Regions from separate parts of the Mus musculus genome. Here region 2 is linked to region 1. Evidence: chromatin loops called from intact Hi-C (ENCODE). Cell type or tissue: heart. All regions are shown on one strand. Each heading gives the region's core, and the rest is flanking DNA. Links, peaks and the distances in the headings are about the cores only.

Evidence for each region. Hi-C counts contacts between places; a loop is a spot of excess contacts. Peaks named below come from ENCODE experiments on the same cell type or tissue, not always from the same donor. Only the 100,000 strongest peaks of a DNase experiment are listed, where the experiment ranks them.
Region 2: it touches region 1 in a loop (6-fold over the local background); 6 of 42 quality-filtered maps call a loop at or near these places.

Annotation. Positions count from the first base shown.
Region 1 is chr17:44,186,472-44,191,842 of GRCm38, forward strand. It overlaps Clic5 (chloride intracellular channel 5), which reads left to right and starts at 2,101. Exons shown (of 6, transcript NM_172621.2): 1 at 2,101-2,490. The coding sequence starts at 2,428. In heart, for the core only: a CTCF peak has its summit at 2,211 (motif pointing left); DNase peaks (open chromatin) are centred at 2,180, 2,520 and 3,440; H3K4me3 peaks cover 2,480 bases; H3K27ac peaks cover 1,582 bases; H3K27me3 peaks cover 1,445 bases.
Region 2 is chr17:44,237,928-44,243,298 of GRCm38, forward strand. Clic5 (chloride intracellular channel 5) reads left to right here. Exons shown (of 6, transcript NM_172621.2): 3 at 4,107-4,232. Among named protein-coding and RNA genes, the nearest start is that of Clic5, 52 kb to the left of the region's middle. In heart, for the core only: a CTCF peak has its summit at 2,996 (motif pointing right); DNase peaks (open chromatin) are centred at 1,304 and 1,694; H3K4me3 peaks cover 929 bases; H3K27ac peaks cover 1,866 bases.

The DNA of each region.
Region 1 (5,371 bases), core at 281-5,280:
AGAAAAGTAACTAAGGCAATTCCCTTTGAGAGGATGGCCCCAGTGGCCCAACTGTCTCCTACTGCTAGGTCCCGCCTCTTAGAGGTTCCAATGGTGTCATGGCTGGATCCAAGTCTTTAGGACATGGGCAACTGGCAGACAGTTCAAATCCAAACTCAGACCCATATCCTACATCTTCCTCATTCATGTGACACCCTTGCAGTTCCTCCCTTCTGTTACTGCCTCACTGAAGTGGATTTTAATTTCAAAGATTACAACCAGACCTGCACTTCTCTCAGTGTAGTGTTCACAAAGTGAAAAAAAAAATCAGTTAGTTGAGTTAGTTGAGTAGTTGCTGAAGTATCAATTATCTGTATCCAAATTCTGACTCTACCATTTCCTGGGTTGAGGAATAGAGTCAAGTTTCTTAAGTACTCCATGCTTCAGTTTCTTTACTTTTATAAAGCCAGGCTAATAGCACCATTTAAAATGATTAAAACACCTTTGATTGCTTTCTCTATTTTGTATGGACACAAGGTCTTTCACCTGAACCCAGAATCTGCTTAGTCTCCACCTCCAGAGGCCTGGGAGCCGAGCCAAGCCACCAAGCCTGCCCAATTGAGTTGATGGAGTTCCCAGCTCAAGGCCTCTTGCTTGCCTGACATGCACTTCACATCCGGAGCATCTCCCCAGCTCTGCAACTACTTGTAAAAAAGAAATAAGAGGTGGGAATGTGGGGGCAGGGGAGGAAAGAACTTCAGAAAAGCATGAGAGAATATTTATCAAGAACCTTCTTATATTCCGTGATTTAACAACACCTCTACCAAAGTCTATATCTATGGGAAATGTGTCCAATGCCATTATGGTTGAAAGAAACCAGCGTTAGTAGCTTCAACCTACCAACCCTAACTCTCACTTTAGACTATTTCAAGTCTGAGTCATGGTTACCTTGGGTGAGTGGAAAAGCAGAAGAAAAAAAAAAGAGCAAGAAGTCAATATTTTATTCCTTCATCTAGTGCTGGTAGCAGCTGGTGAAAATACATTGAGCTATGCTTACAGGATGTGAGCACAGTATATCTGTATCATAGTTCTGAAAGAAAGAAGGAAAGAAAGGAAGAAAGGGAAAGAGGAAGAGGAAGAGAAAGAGAAAGAGAAAGAAAGAGGAAGAGGAAGAGGAAGAGAAAGAGAAAGAGAAAGAGAAAGAGAAAGAGAAAGAGAAAGAGAAAGAGAAAGAGAAAGAGAAAGAGAAAGAGAAAGAGAAAGAGAAAGAGAAAGCTGGATGTGGTGACCTACACCTGTAAGCAGCACTTAGAAGGTTTTGAGATAGGAGAATGAGGAATTCCAAACCAGTCTCAGTTACATAGTGAGTTTAAGGCCAAAGCCAGCCTATGCTATAGAATTCTCTCTCTCTCTCTCTCTCTCTCTCTCTCTCTCTCTCTCTCTCTGTCTCTGTCTCTCTCTCTCTGAGAGAGAGAGAGAGAGACAGAGACAGAGACAGAATCAGAGACAGAATCAGAGACAGAATCAGAGACAGAATCAGAGACAGAGGCAGAGAGAGAAGGAGGAGCAGGACCAGGAAGAGGAGAAGGAGGTGAGGGGAGACAGGGAGGAGGGAGAGAGAGAGAATAAGAAAGCAGAGGAGAATAAAACCAAGCAAGGGAATGAAAACCCCACAAAGTTGAAAGCTGCAGATCTCTGACTCCAGCACCTTACTGGTTGGCTCACCCCTCAGCCTCTCCCCTGCTCCTGGCCCACTCCCTCTCCACTTGCACAGAGCAAAAATGGCAAGCTCAGCGAATTCAGGATCTTTTCTTCGCTCCACGCTATTGTAAGTGCGTGATTTTGATGGACTAACTGAACCTCTTCATTAAAAAACAAAAATTTAAAAATAAAAAAAAAAAACAAACCTTGAAAATCATCTTCTGTACACCACTCTTTCTGTCCCTCATGACCTTCAGAACATTCTTAGCTCTGTCTGAGCTCGTACACTGAGGGGTCTCCTATGTGACTGGGCCCAACGAATGCTGAGTTCCCAGGGTGTCCCCCTCCCTCCAGTCCCCGCCCGGACTGACCCCGCCCCGCGGCCGTGGTCTATTTTGGGCGCACCCGCGGCAGCGGCGCGGGATCGCTGACAGTCTCGGATCCTGTGACACCTCCCAGCAGTCAGGCACTTGTTGCTCTTGGGACCTGTTGTCAATCCCTTAGCTCGCTTTTCCTTTTAGCCCCCTGCTGGCTCTTGGAGTCCTCTCTTTCCGCGTGACACCTGGGACTCTGATCTCTCAGGCATCGCTGTCCTTGCTTGGAGAAATTGATGAGAAACTGGTAGTCTTAAAAAAAGAAAACATTAAACACCGTGCAAAAGAGAGGCCCCCGCTGTGAGCAGGAGCCTGAAGTGCTGCAGAGGTGGCGCCTCTCCGGCCCGGGACCGTGGTCCGGGGCGCCAACGGCATGACGGACTCAGCGACAACTAATGGGGACGACAGGGACCCCGAGATCGAGCTCTTCGTGAAGGTAGGTCGGCATTCGCGGGCCTCCTCCCGGGCTGGAGATGAGGAGATCTCAAGTGTCAGGACGCAGGTCCCTCTGGGACTTGAGACCCTCCCTAGGGAGCACAGTCCAGCGCCCTCCTGGTCCTGCCGGTGGCCTTTCTGCCAGGGGCTTCCGGAGAAGGGTGTGAGTTTCGATCTGGCAGGTGGCTGTCTTCTTGAAGAGTTAACCCGTAGTCTACCAAACATTGTAGGACAGGTTGCCGTCCCTCATCCTGAGCTCGGAGGGAAGAGCAGATCCTGAGCTCCAAGGGAAGGGATCTTGGCCAAGTTGAAAGATGTCTCCAGATATAGGGACAGGGGAATCTGGCTAGACTAGTAAACTTTTCTTCTTTAGCGGAGGGGGGGGGGGAGGGAGGGAGGGAGGAAGGGAGGGAGAGAGGGAGGGAGAGAGAGAGAGAGAGAGAGAGAGAGAGAGAGAGAGAGAGAGAGAGAGAGAGAGAGAGAGATCCTCTTTGGCACAACAAAAACAGCATTTTCTAGTACCCACCCTCTCTTGTTTTACTCAGAAACACTAAAATAAAAGCGAAGGCCACAAAGCTATTTTCTTGCTTTGTGACTTGTAGAGGAGAGAAAAAAATGAACACCCAGTTCCCTGCTGTTATTATCACTGTCATTATGACTCTACAGGACCGTCTCAGGTAACCAGGGGACCTGTCAGTTTCGACTTGGGCTGCAAAGCAACAGCTTCTTGCAGAACCAAATTAAGCGCCCCCCTGCTTCTTGGGCGCTCCCCTGAGCAGTAGCAGACACCAGACAGCAGCTCTAATGTTTTTTCTTTTGCAAGCTGCGGGAGACTGGAGGCCGGGTCCGCAGGTGTAGGCAGAAACATTTGATCAGCCCTCCTTGCTGGGACACTGCAGAAGCAGAACCCGGGAAACCTGAGGCGGAGGAAAGCAGCCCTGGGCTGGGCTGCAGAGTCGCCAGGACCTTGGGGGAGGGGCGAACTCTACTGCCTGATTACCTAGGGCTTTCACAAATGGGAATAAAATCCTCTAGTGCTGTTTTCCAAGAATAGAGTGCAGAGCGCTGAAAACACACTGGGTCTAAAGGTCGTGCACATAACCTGGAAGCAGAAAGGTGTTAATTTGCTTAAACCACCTGTTTCTAAACGAGTTGAATAGACTTCAGCAGAAGGGTTTAAGTTTGTGTAAACCCGAATAACAATCTTCTCTTCTCTGACACTTTTGAAACACACACACACACACACACACACACACACACACACACACACACACACACAATTCAATATACATATTGAAAGTTTAATATAGATAATCTGTTGCAACCTATTTTATGTCTACAAAGTGATGTTGCTAATCTCCAGGCAGCAGTTTTGGGTGTGCTGGCAGACCTAGGTAAGAACAAGGCTAGATCGCCTCCCAGTCTGAGCAGGATGGGGCCGTGGGGGCCTGGGTGCCCAGGCCCATAGCAGGGAGGGTGATTGGATGCTGCGTTCAGAAAACCTTGCCGCTTTCCTTGAGAGCCAGTCTTGGGCTTACTCAGGTTCCCTGGGAGTAGGAGCTTCAAGTGTCAGGTTCCCTGAGCGATATTTCAGACACAAATTGGTTCTTTTGAGCCAAAGGAGCCCTTTGCCCTGCACTAAGCGTGGAGACCAATTCTACCTGTGTCTTTGGAATTTCACGTTGGCAGCGTTCGGAGATTTTGTCTACTTGTATGAAAACGCTTACTCCACAGCCCAAGTGGCCCCCAAAAGAGTTCTAGAATGCCCGTGCTGTCACCCACCTGCTCACTTAAAGAAAAGCACATAGTAAGAGCCTTTGTGGCTCTGAGACCAGATTGATGGCAGAGATGTTTTCGATGCCCATCCTCATTTTTGAGCTTCTGGTTACTGTTATGACCACAGGGGAAACACAAAAGCTGGGTCAGCCGGGCAGCGGTGGCGCACGCCTTTAATCCTAGCACACCGGAGGCAGTGGCCGGCAGATCTCTGAGTTCCAGGCCAGCCTGGTCTACAGAGCAAGTTCCAAGACAGCCAGAGCTATACTGAGAAACCATGCCTTGAATAACCTGTGTGTGAGGTGAGGGTGCTTCTCTGAGCCTCCAATGGTGTCATTATAGAGGAGCAGGATTCTGGCTCACTTGTAGAATCAGACTTTCCCCCAAATCTGCAGGGCCTCCATTTTGGATTCCCATCGAAAGAAAGTCTCTGGCATCTGGTGTTGGGTAGCAGAGGTGTTTTCTGAAGGAGAGGATTGGTTGGTTCTTATGAAGAAACTCAGGTAGAGGATGCCCTACCCGGAGCCATGATGTGGGTCATTTTCAACAGCCTGTTAAAGACCAGCCCTCCCCTGCTCAGTACAACACTGGGTCTGCCCATCTAAACTATTGTCCTGTGAGTCTCACAGACTCGTGCTGCCCTGCCATGCACAGTACTTCTCATCTGTGTCTACTGCAGTGAGACAGCAGTGATACCTGGCAGCATCCTAGGGCACGTGAAGCGCTCATCTGTGTCTACTGCAGTAGATACACGGCAGCGTCCTAGGGCATGTGAAGTGCAGCGAGAGCTTGTCTCACTCACTGGAGCGTCCCATCTTTATTCATGAAGATTATTTCACTCCTATGTAAAATGAAGAAAACAGTTAATTATGACCCCACGGGACCTTCCAATATTATAGTCACAGCCATTGGTGAGCTGAAGTCTGCTCCCTTCCAGTAGCTCAGGAAAGAAAAAGGGGGGGGGGATTAGTGTCATGATGCCACTGAGCAAGCCTGCGCTCAAAAAGGGTGTGGGAAATGCCCTGCTCAAATGCTAAGATGCCAGTCCTTGTTCTCTTCATTTACTGGCATATCATGTAGCCCAGGCTAGACTTGAACTCCCCAAA
Region 2 (5,371 bases), core at 270-5,269, 51 kb after region 1:
CGTCCTCCAGCCCATGGTGGAAAGGCTTCCAAAACAGCCTACTCTGTTCAGGTCTAATGCTCCTCCCTGGGTCCCATCTGCCCTCGGGGCTGCTCTTGTTCCCAGAAGCTCCTGGTAAGAGGCTTCTTCTACATTCGTCAGGCTTCTCCTCCTCGTTCCTCGGAACTTGAGAATCTCCTGCCTCTAGGCTCAGTTTCAGTCCCAACTTCTTGGGAAGGCCTCTGTAACCCATCACTGTCCGGAGTGGCCTCCCTTGAAACTCACCTAGGTCCGATCTGAGCTTCCTCAGGCGGAGTCATCCTTTAGTGCCTTACCTCGTCGTAACATCTACAACTCCAATGCTTCCTAACTGCTGATGGCTTTCCCCTGCAAAATCCCGTGATAGGTACTTCATAAGGGAAATTCCAGCATTCTATATTAGACAAGGAAGCCGAGCAGACCCACTGAGGTCTCCTACCAGCTGGAAATAGAGGGGCTGCTGCTAAGATCCTAGTGTCTGGCACAGTAAGGGAGCATGTACCTCCCATGCAGCCTGTGTCTGTAACAACTAAAACGAGCAGGATCCCAGAGCCTGGGCAAGGAGCTTCCTTTCCGAGAGACCAGAGTCTTTAGATTCTCATCCGTAGGAGAGAACTCTCACTAGAGTTCCAAGCTGGAGCTCAGGCAGGGGACGGAGTCTCTCGGGCATCTTAAGGATGCTTCTGCTTCTCTCACACACATTATCAGACCCAGTCCTGCCGACATCCCTCTAAGGCTGCCTTGGTGGTCACCTTTGTTTACAGCACTATCCGCACGCACACAAATACTAATTCCTATGAAAACTGATCTTATCCCAGTTTTTAATCCGAGAGAGTGCTGTTAGGGGTTTAAAGAGGTGGGCCATGGGTTTATGTTTAGGATTCTACTTGGCTTGCTGCACGAACTTGAAACCCGGCGCCCCTCATGGAGCTGTGAATCAGGGAGCTAAAGAAAGGATGAGGCCCGTGAAATAATTCACAAATCCAATCTGGAGACATGGAATTCTGTAATTTCAATTCCAACTGCGGGGGTGGGAGCTGACTGAGAGAGGAAGGGGTGGCGCTGGCCAGCATGCTTTTGACAATGCCCAGCTTCAGGAGCCAGAAGTGGCATGTCCCAAAGGTGTCAGAACCTAGCAGCCAAAGTACCCCCAGGATCCCAGAAACGAAACCACACTGCTGCCCCGTCACAAACAAAACCACACTGCTGCCCCGTCAACAGACTAACAGACCGCTGTGTCTTTAAGCCACAGTAACTGCTCCAAAATAAGACCAGAGAGGACTTCCTTCCTGGCCAGTGTCAGTTACAAAACAGGAGCAGCCTGCAAAGAATGTCCTCTCTTTATGTGAGGGGAGGGACGCACACTGAGTCAACAAGGAACTAAGTAAATTAGTCTCAGTTGTTTGAGTGTCACAGAAGGAGGCTGGAGAGCAAGCAGCCTGTTGGGAGTGACTTGGGAGCTGTCACTGGAATTCTTGTCGTCCCCTCCCTAGCTGATTAGACCAGGAATTTGTCTCCTCACAGAAGCCTCTGCCCCCTCTCGTTGACATTTTACAGTTTCTCCATCTCATATTTTCTGCTCCAGTGGCCACAAAGAATGTTGCAAACTCAGAGAATGGAAACTCCCATGGCTGCCCTGAGACTCCTGCGTGAGCCCTACCCTGTTTCCTCAGTACAGCCGGGAGTCTCCACTTCCTGTTGCTAAGCCACACCCCCACCCCACCCCGTCCCCTCCTTCCTTGATACTGGCTCAGGAATTTGACCACCTGGCAGGAGGGATTTTAGAAGCACACCACATCACTGGCACTAACAGACGCAATGTCCTTCTTGCGTTCTTGACGTACCTTCCCTGTGGCACTCAATATACTAAGTATCCAGCACCGACAGGGACCACACCAGGCACTGTTGAGGGCTGAGTCTAGAAAGTTCGATTGATTACTCCTTGTTCATTCATTGGATGCATGCTCCACATTGCTGTACTCTTCCCTAACATCTTCCCCTGCCTCTCTGGATCACGAGGACCTCAGCATCTCCCTCTCCCTGATGCATGCAGTGTCTCCTGTGTGCGCTGCAAAGGTGGTGAGGTTCCCGACACTGGGTTATCTTAGATTTAAGAGTGACTGCGAGCAGCATAGCAAGATACCTTTCTTGTTTATGCTTTGGTATGGAGTCCGGGATGGAACCAGGGCTTCACACATACTAGGCAAGGGCTTGCTATTTCAAACCGGCTCCCTCTTCGTACTTTCTGTTTTGATATAGATCTTGCGAACTTTCCCAGACTAAACCTGAGTTCACTCTGGGAGTCCAGGCTGGCCTTGAACTTGAGCTCTTTCTGCCTCAGCTCACTTGTCTAGTTGGGACAAGCGGGCCTGTATTCTCTCTTCAGAAGGACTGAGTTTGGCAAGGTAGCCTTCATCTATAAGGTTTTACTGGTCCCGGGAAAACCTGAGACAAAAGGAAACTGCTTTCCTCAACATGAGTCATTGTGTTTACTCAAGTCCTACTAGATAAATGAAGTTGTGACTCCTTGGAATTGGATTATTTATAACTATAAGTACCCCTTAAGTGCCCTCAATCTTTATTGTAAAAGATTCCATTTCTGACTGGGGAGATCTTCAATTTACATATATTAAATTAATTTTAAAAATCTTTCACAAAACAACTAAGTTTTAGTAAAATTAAAATCATAATGGTTATATTTTTTAAAAATGTGTGCTCAAATTAAGATTAAAAACAGTAAATGGTGAAGTATGTTGGATTATTAACTGGTTTCCTGTAGGATAGCTGCCTACTGGTCCCTGGCATTCATTGAAAAGCACAAACTTTCATAATTGGGTTGGAGTTTTTTCAATATCAGACCAACTTTTGAGTTCTAATTTCACAGTTAAAGTTAACCCTTTTTAAATTTAATTTTTTATTATACATGTGTGGCTGATTTGCCTGCATGTGTGTCTGTTCACTGTGTGTGTGCAGTACCTGAAGGGGCCAGAAGAGGGCATCAGTCCTCCTGCAACTGGATTTACAGGCAATTCTGAGCTGTTAGCTGCCTTGTGGGTTTTGGAAACTGAATGTAGGTGTTGGGAACTCTTTGTCTGTTTGATTAATTTCCGAGACGGTATTCTAGTCTGTAGCCCAAGCTGGTATCACAATGGTAGCAATCCCCCTGCTCCAGCCTTCCAAGCTCTGGGATAACAGGAATGGATGGACCACCAAGCCCAGCTCATAGTTCTTGATGTAGAACCCTTAGCCATAGCCTCCCTGATGTTTCCTGATCTGCAATATTGAACGTAGGCCTCTGGACCTAACCCCATGAGTTTTCACCAGGGTCCATTGGTTAAACAGCAATAATGCTCCTTGAACACACTGACTTCATCCAACAGTCTGGTTTTCAATTACTAGTTCCCTCTCTCATGGATCCTCCATGCCAGGGATCATTTAGAGGCAAATTATATGTGTGTATATTTGTGAAGTCTAGGAAGAGATTGAACAATATTAGATGTTAATTGCTACATATTAAAATGTATGTTACTCAGAATGGGAGCATTGGAACTTGAAGAAGTCCCCAAAACACACACACACACACACACACACACACACACACACACACACATGCATATAGTAATATAGTATTCAAATACATTTAGGATCCAATGTGTTACTTATTTTTGTTTGTGGAGGCCAGTTAACCGCTGAGCCATTTCTTCAGCCCCGCTGTGTTAATTTGTCAAGCCTGGAATTGTGTGTTTTGTTGGAATAATTAGTAAGAGGGCATTTGGAAGCACAGTCCTGTGCAGTTAAAGCCGGGAGCTAATTTAGACGGTCACCATGATCCTCTCCGGGCTTTTCAGTTGTGTTCAGCTTCCACTTGTGAGTTACTTCTGCCATTTTCTTCCTGTGGATGAGTTTTCGGTTTCACACCACAGGCCCACAGAGCTCTATCCAGCTCCTACTGTCTCACACCTAGTACCACAAATCTGGTTATGCTACAAGCATGTTGATTAACCCCAGACCAGAGTTCATGCCATAGGCTTCTCAGAACCAGAGGGACAATGGTTCACACCATCACTGGAATCTTACTCTCTCCACAGAAAGCCAGCCGATCTACACAACCTGGCTCCTGGCACGCACCCGCCCTTCCTGACCTTCAATGGGGATGTGAAGACAGATGTCAACAAGATTGAAGAGTTCCTGGAGGAGACCCTAACCCCCGAGAAGTAATGAGCTGGTTCTTTACAGACCTATGGACAGGGAGAGAGTTAGCTGTGGGAAGGTAGATTTCCAGTGGGGCTGCTTCAGTTTGAGGTTAGCAAAATGGAATGCCAATCTCAGAGTGGGTGCATTAAGGCAAGTTACCCATAGGTATTGCCAGTCAGTTCCTACAGAGTGCCTTTAGGGGACCTGGGAAGATCTCCCTCTCTCCCCTCCCCCTCCCCCTCCCTCTCCCCCTCCCCCTTCTCCTCCCCTCCTCCTCTCTCTTCCCGTCCATCTTTCCCTCTCCTCCATCTTTCCCTCTCCCTCCCCCTCCCCTCCCCTCCCCCTCCATCTTTCCTTCTCCCTTCCCCCCTCTCTCCCCACCAGCCTTATTCTCCTGAAAAGCTCAAGATTGTGCAAACTTCTTCATCTTCAGTAGAAGGGATAAAAGGCTGATGTAATGATGACAAACCAGGAAACTGAGACCACACCAGGAGCCATAAGTCTGAGCAAGCCACATACATACATACATACATACATACATACATACATACATACAAATACAGATTGGGACTGGCAGGTGTAGGAGCTGAGAGTTCTCACGGGGGCAGATTAGCTATTGCTGATACAAGAGGAGGTAAGAGACATAGTCTAAAAGATGGCCGAGTCTGGGGTCATTAATTGCAGAATACAGTAATCAGAGATGAAAACAATCCTACCTCGTTGTTACACTGGAAACCCCGGCGTTCCTGACAGAGTCAGGCATGAGCTCAGTGCTGCAGGGTCGCCACGGAAGGATCTTCAGCTGTAAGATCTGTAAGCTGGGCCGTTGTCAGCTGTAAGACTTTCCCTGGCTGCTGGGAAGGGAAGCCGTGTAAAAGGGTTGGGGATACGGCTCGGTTGGTGCAATCCTGTCACACGAGAAGCCCTGAGTTCCTGCCCCAAGGACATGCCTGCATTCTCAGGAAGGGAAGCAGAGTTAGAATACAATCATTTTTTCTGTGTTTCTCTCAAAGTTCTGTTTACCTGTCAGCAAATGTTGCTCCTGGGCTGTGTCAGGCGCTGAGCTCTGTGAGGCACATCACACTCTCACCAGCTCTGGTACCTGGGAGAAAGGGCTGTCCTTATCCTTGTTTTATGGTCTGGTACAGTGGGATAGCCC